Regions from separate parts of the Mus musculus genome. Here regions 1 and 3 are each linked to region 2. The links are chromatin loops, found by intact Hi-C in ENCODE. Cell type or tissue: left cerebral cortex. All regions are shown on one strand.

Region 1 (2,500 bases), 640 kb before region 2:
ATCTGTTACTAGGAAACTTGTTGACTTGTCATCCAATGCAGAATAGTAACATAATATAGTTGGAATGTAGTTCTGCCTAACATGATGTCTATGTAACTTCTACCACTATTGAATGGAAGATTCCAAAGTAGGGTGATGATGCAGGTATCAGATAAGGAACAGGTTGGTTCTCTTTCTATGGTTCTAATCTCTCCAACAAAGCCAGCTGATACTTCAGTTTGAGCCACTACTTTCCCTGAAGTTTCCCATACAACACTATAAACCTTTCAGAGTTGCTTTGTTATGTTAGAAGAGGCCAGAATAAAAGAAGCCTCAGCCCCTTCTTCTTATATACATTTCCTTTCCCTTTAAAAACCAGTTGCCCTTTTTGTACTTTATTTCAAAATGTTTCCCCAGTTTAACATTTCCTGGTAACAGATGGGTTCTTGAGTCTTAGATGTACTACTTGTATATAAAGGGTTTTCTTGTATATAAATGTAGGGCTTTTTTCTAGGACTTACAGTTAAATATGATTTTATTTTTTCACTGTAGACAATATTTAAAATGAAATCTATAACATGACATTTCTAAAGAAATGTGAATACATTTACATACACATAATTGTACTGAAACATCAGTACAATTGAAAATCTATGACCAGATAAACAGAAATTTATCCAATCTGTGATTGTTCCCCATAACTCTGATTCTTTATTGCATAAGGATCAAGTTGTATGTATGAAATATAACTAAAATTGTAATTGAGTAAATCACATCTAACAATAAACAGAATAACAGAATTATAAGCAATAAGATGCATTTTGAAGGGGAAAAAGGAAAGAAAAACCTAGCCTGCTAATGTTCAGTATCATCTTAGCATTGTATCTAGGAGAGTATTGGTCATAGAAGGAAGGGCCTATGGTGTTGCAGAAGATGCACAGTCATTACCTGGGTGATGATGGACCATAGAGGGAGCTGTTGCTCAAGGCATGGCAACCCATTTAGCATTACAGTGAAATTTTCACTGAAACAGAGTACTTTTAAAGCCTCACTTCTAAAACCTAAATTTATAGCTGAAATGTGAAGTAAAATGTCAGCGAGGTTGGTATTTTTGGAAGGAAATTATAATAAAAATTATCTCTCACCTTTTTGCTGAGAAATTTTTTCATGGGAAAAAATGTCTTTTATTATTCCAAACAAAAATATCTTTAAGAAGATGGAAATAATTCTGCATTGTTTTTGCCTGACATTGTACCCACTTTCATACTGATGGGATTTATTGGAAAGAACATAATCTTTAAATTTGAATTACATATACCTGTAGCAACTATATAAATTATCTTCAAAGCACCGACTTTTAAAATCATTTCATGGTATTTGGAAATCATAAATTTATGAATTAAGTGATAGTTGGCAGAGAAAAAACATGTTGCAGTAGGTCAAAATCATGGTGATTTATGGTTCTATAATCATCATAAAAATTCATTACACATATAAGACAAAGAAACATTTGGCTGGTGACAGAAACTGAAGACAAACAGCTTTCTGAAGTAATTGAACGTATAATCTGAATGTGTGCCACCTGGTTAGTTGAGAATTAGCCAACATGAATAATAACACTTCTTAAGAATGTACCCCATCAATTAGTATTAAAATGTGAGCTGCCACATGGATTGACACATTATGTGACAAAACTTAAAATAGCTTGTAAACTAGTATTCTCATGAAAGTCCTCGCCAGTGCCCCGAGGTAAACATAAATTCTATGATTGTGGACAACAGCTAAGACATCATTATTAATAGTCTTGTATTTTCTGTTGCAATTCAGAGGAGCATCTGAGAAGTGCACACAAAGCTTCCAGAAGACATAAACTTCAACTGCGTATGCCCTAGTGTCTTGATAGTTGAGGAACTTTGGAAGCATCATTTTTTTATTTTGTTTATTTTTTATTAGGTATTTATTTCATTTACATTTCCAATGCTATCCCAAAAGTCCCCTACCCACTCACTCCCACTTCTTGGCCCTGGCGTTCCCCTGTACTGAGGCAGATAAAGTTTGCATGACCAATGGGCCTCTTTCCACTGATGGCCAACTAGGCCATCTTTTGATACATATGCAGCTAGAGACACAAGCTCTGGGGGGGTACTGGCTAGTTCATATTGTTGTTCCACCTATAGGGTTGCAGACCCCTTTAGCTCCTTGGGTACTTTCTCTAGCTCCTCCATTGGGGGCCCTGTGATCCAGCCAATAGCTGACTGTGAGCATCCACTTCTGTGTTTGCTAGGCCCCGGCTTAGTCTCACAAGAGACAACTATATCTGGGTCCTTTCAGCAAAATCTTGCTAGTGTATGCAATGGTGTCAGCATTTGGAGGCTGATTATGGGATGGATCCCGGGATATGGAAGTCTCTAAATGGTCCATCCTTTCGTCTCAGCTCCAAACTGTGTGTCTGTAACTCCTTCCATGGGTGTTTTGTTAAACTGTATTCTCGTTCTTTGCTTGTTTGTTTGTTTACTTTAGG
Region 2 (2,500 bases):
CGCTCACATATTACTCAGTTAACAAGGTATACCAGTTTCCTTTGTTGCTGTTCAATGTTCAGAAATGGTTCTAATGAAAAAGGTTTCAAAGGTACACTGAAAAGAGTTTTAAGACTTAGGTTGATAAGTAGCAGACAGATGCATGTTAGCGATGCTCAGAATGAGAGGGTTAAGTAGAAGTCTTAGGATCAGCTAAGACCTTCCAAATCAAAGACCATCTACTCACTAGACAGTATGAATACAGCTCAAAATTCACTTGATAGATTTGAGCTGCCTTCCAAAGATCTGCAGTTTTTGTTTTAAAATGTACGTGCTGCTACATTAAAGCATGCATTCAATAAATGTATAGTCTTGTCTCTGTCATTAGTATGCAAATATGAGGGGTTTTTGTACTTTTATACACTTGTTGGATTATAGATTATCTAAATTCTTACTTAATTATCAAAGTGGTCAAACTTTAATTGAACAATCAGAAAATCTGCTTGTTCTCTGAAGTTTTGTTCCCAAGATCAATCACAAAGTCTATATCATAAAAAGATATGCTAAATAAATTGTCACATATATCTAATATATAATTATGATAGACTAACACCCTGAGTCAGTGACTGTTTGTTAGTATTTATTAGTTAATATTCATTGGTGAATATGAGAATCAGTTCATAAGCACACATATCATGGTCCCATTTATATATTTATAGAGCCATATTGACAATGGTGCAATTTCAATATCTCTGAAATGAAGGAATTTATATAAATTGTACTTCCTCTTTACATTTGCTTCATTGTTTATCTTTGCAATATTCCTGGAGAGTTCTTGAATTCATATTAAGAAGCTGAATAAATGTTAGTAAAATACAGTTGACTACAGTAGGTTATCAGCATAAATGTAGAATATAATCCCCTGATTATGTAAATGAATATGCTATCTCTAGGTACTGCACAGCTTCTTCCATTTATCTATACTCCAAATAAAAATCCCATTTCATTCAAATATTGGGGCATTCTAATCTTAAAAGAGTGGAGTGTGAGGACTGCAAATATTCATTTTACCTTTGTGATGAGTGCCTTCTAGTCTCAATTTAAAAAAAAAATAAAAACCAATGTAGTCATTTTGCAAAGGAGTGTGATACATCGATGGAAAAAATCTGATGCTCAGTATAGCAATCTCTCAGTTCTTTTTATTTATTGGTCCTAATAGGCAACTAATCTTTAAAGAGATTTCCCTTCAGTTCCCCACATGACAATATGAACAGTTTTATTTCTTCCCTACAAATGTTGTCAAGAAGCTGCATGACTAAGGCACTTGAATCCAGGTGGGGGAGCCCTTTACAGTTTCAAAGTGGAAGAGTTTAGCAGTTCAGTCCTGACTACTTGAAATAATACATTCCCAACTTAGAGTGCCAAAAAGCTATGGTTAATTATTCTCATGGTGATGATAATCACATCGCTTATGATTCTTAAAGGCACCAAGGAAGACAAAAGTTGTACCAATAGGACTCACAAAAATGGAGGCAATATTAAGTGAAAGTAAAAATGTACAAGAGGGTCACATTATGTTAGATCCTTGAACATAGGGGAAGCCATCAGTCCTACCACCTTCCCTATTCCTAAGGTGTTACCAGCTTCTTAATTATAATAAAATTTTACCCATTCCTTACCTGTCTAGAATGTATCCAAGAAAAATATTAATAACATTTCTAAGGAAATAAAAATTACAATTGTAATTGTGTTTTTAAGTAAATCTTCAGATAATTTACAGGAAGCTAATAAAAGCTACAGAGAAAACATATTTATGGGTATATATCATTCACACTTTCAAGTATATAAACTTCTTTCCTGCTTTCCTAAAAAAAGGGGAATCTTGGCTTATAGTACATCAAAAATGGTAACACAAGTCAAATTATTTAGATTATACTATTAATCCATATATCAAGGATTTGATAAGTCAGTAAGAACTATTTTAAATTTTTGTTACATATTTTTGGATTGTAAACAATTATGTGATCAAAGAATTATTATATTTTATTATAGTATGGTTTGCCTGCAAAAATACTTTGTCTTGGAATCAAAATCACAGAGATAATGCATTTAATAACCTAAAAGAAACTATGGGTTATATTATCAAAATTGAAAGACTTGGGACTAAGGAAATGACTAGTTGGTAAAGTGCTTGCCTTTAAGCATGGAGGGTTGGTTGGATTCTAAGCAGTAGTGTGAGAGAGCTTAGCCTAGCATAGCGGCTTATCATCCAGCAATGGGAAGGTGGACACAGGGATGGCTAAATTTACAAGCCTGCCCATGCAACCAAAGTCAGTAAGTAAATCTGTCTCAAAGTAGTGGGATGCACATAAGAAATAACACAGAGGTTGTCTACTAGTCTCCACACGCCCATGCTCAGATGTATGTGAATTTGTTCACACATGTGTATCTCTGAACATATATAGACATAAACACACATGCATGCATGAAAATCTTATTATTTTTTTTCTTGTTTCTATGA
Region 3 (2,500 bases), 640 kb before region 2:
GACTCTACCAACCTGGACTGCTAGTTTAACTGTGAAGTGTTTGTGAGTGGATTGCGCTGCGAACCTGGGAAATTAACTTCTGATTTTCAGAAAACACAGATGAGAGTTGCTCCAAAGAACCATTCTACAAGGATCAAATTCCCCATATCCTTTATTCCCCACTACTTCTGGTGGGTAGTGAACTAAAAGAGAGGTAAAAGTGTTTAAGAACTATCATTAAAAATAGGTTTGAAAATTTAAAGTTACAATACGAGTAGTAAGCTTAAAAAAAGAAAAGAAATGATACAATATTTAAGAGTACTTTCTTTTCCAGAAGCCAATAAAAATGGTTACCTGTGGCAATGGGGAGTGGGCAGGAACAGTAATAATACTCTTTTCAGCAAGTGCGTAGAGTCAGGCGTTTCACCATGAATACCGCTAAGAATATGGATAAGCCAAAACGAGCAAAGGGATAGAAAAGTCTCTAGGACTGGATTTGAGCTACAAATATGATTTTATGTATTCCATAATTAATTAATTCAAACTGTCCAGGAATGCTCAACTTGGAAGCACAGTAAGTTCTCACATTAATTCTCAGACATTATGGAATGACATTGTTGAGGAAGATGAGTGATTAGGGAGAGGGGAGCAATAAGGAAGGGTGAGGAAATATTTCCCTCTTTTCTTTGTTTGTAGCAATCTGCTTCCTGTGGGCTCTCTCTAATGTGGTCCTTGCCTCAACAAGTTTATATATATCCCTCTCAAATGTTCCCTCACAAATGTTCCCTCTAAAAGTGTTCCTACTAGGAATGTAATTATAAGAAAATATGATAAACTTAGGCTGTGTTGTAGTTGAATGATGGCTTCCATTCATTGTCTTTACAGTTATCTATTGATCACTATGTATGGAAGGGATCTGACTGTGTAAAGAGTGTGCAGAATATATATATATACATATATATATATATATATATATATATATATGATATATGATATATGATATAAACTTGCTGAGGCAAGGACCACATTAGAAATAGCCCACAGGAAGCAAATTGTTGCAAACAAAGAAAAGAGGGGAATAGTAAATGAAGGATAAGTTACCTTGATATATTAAAAAGAGAATTTAGACTTTAGAGAATTGAAAAATTCTATATTATAATTCATAAAATTTGAGTGAAAATAGTTTTTAGCAACATTAGAAAACTCAAAAATGGTAATAAAAAATCAAGGAAAAGAAAAATGGCAGATGGAACTCTCTATTCATGGCTAAAGCACAGAGAGTTAAATAGATTGACACTTTGCAAACACAAAGATGAGATTTGTTTAGTAGGTGGTTGTCAAGGAACATCTCTGGATAGAGTTTGTTCAGTGAACACAGTATTTAACCAAACTCAAAAGCAAATTCCATTCATTTATTATTAGTGAAGCTGAAAGAGAACATTTCATATGAAGATCCCAACAGTCACTATCATAATAGTCACTAAGTTATAGGCACCATTTATCACCTGTTGGGATACACTGACAACACAGCATAAACAACCTAGGGTTCTCCCTCTCAAATGTTCCTACTAGGAGTTGAATTATGAGAAAATATGACAAACTGTGATGTAGTTGAATGATGGCTTCCATTTGTTGATTCATTGTCTTTACAGTTATCTATTGATCACTAGGTATGGGAGGGTCTGACTGTGTAAAGAGTGTGCAGACAGAGTTCATGCTTTAGGGTCGCTTAGCACCTTATTGCAAAATATTACACAGGCTGAGATGGTAAGAACATAGTGTTTTAATCTTGACCATTAAGCCACAATTCGTCTTCCAGTGAAATAGCAGATAAAAAGTATCTAATGTAAATGGCATAAAGTATAAAGATCAAAACAGAGCATTTTTGGCATACTGAGGGACTAGCCAAAAGTCAACTTAATTACAACAGACTCAAGGAAGTGGAAAACAGTTGAGTGCGGCTCTTAAGAACCAGGCCAGATACATCATTCCAAATATAACAGGTATTAATAAGCTGTCTGTAATGATAGCAAAATACCAAAGATAACCATTTTATAAAGAGAAAAGGTTATATTGTTTTAAAGTTTTGAATGTTGCAATGCACAAGGAGATGGCCCTTTTGTATTGGGGCTGTCATGAAGAAGTAGAGCAAAGCAGAATAAAACACTACCTCATACCCAGGAAGCAAAAGAAAAGAGGAGGAGAGCAGGCCCTACCATTTTTCTTCACGCCATGTCTCCAGTGACCTAGGCTTTTCCACAGTCATATCCAGGGTCCTTCAGGAAGAACCAATGTAAAGAAAATTCATGGGAAACAAAGTTCCTACACATGATAATTCATGTCATCACATAATTACTGTCTCTTAAAACACTTGTACTATGAAGGTAAGCATCTGTAGTCAACTACTGTGCACTTTGAGAGCCATAAAGGAGTCTGGAAGAAAGGAATCATCATTCCAAAACACACTTAGTAACTGAGGCACAGTTATGTGTTCTAAAATTAAATATATTTGTCATTATTC

The links. Peaks named below come from ENCODE experiments on the same cell type or tissue, not always from the same donor. Only the 100,000 strongest peaks of a DNase experiment are listed, where the experiment ranks them.
Region 1: it touches region 2 in a loop (8-fold over the local background); 2 of 42 quality-filtered maps call a loop at or near these places.
Region 3: it touches region 2 in a loop (4-fold over the local background); 2 of 42 quality-filtered maps call a loop at or near these places.

The regions. Positions count from the first base shown.
Region 1 is chr2:8,378,892-8,381,391 of GRCm38, reverse strand. No RefSeq gene overlaps it. Among named protein-coding and RNA genes, the nearest start is that of Gm30904, 35 kb to the right of the region's middle. In left cerebral cortex, a CTCF peak has its summit at 948; DNase peaks (open chromatin) are centred at 189 and 948; H3K27ac peaks cover 2,232 bases.
Region 2 is chr2:7,735,334-7,737,833 of GRCm38, reverse strand. No RefSeq gene overlaps it. Among named protein-coding and RNA genes, the nearest start is that of Gm30904, 610 kb to the left of the region's middle. In left cerebral cortex, a CTCF peak has its summit at 1,304; DNase peaks (open chromatin) are centred at 1,313 and 2,374; H3K27ac peaks cover 1,014 bases.
Region 3 is chr2:8,371,215-8,373,714 of GRCm38, reverse strand. No RefSeq gene overlaps it. Among named protein-coding and RNA genes, the nearest start is that of Gm30904, 27 kb to the right of the region's middle. In left cerebral cortex, no CTCF peak of the experiment used is centred here; no DNase peak of the experiment used is centred here.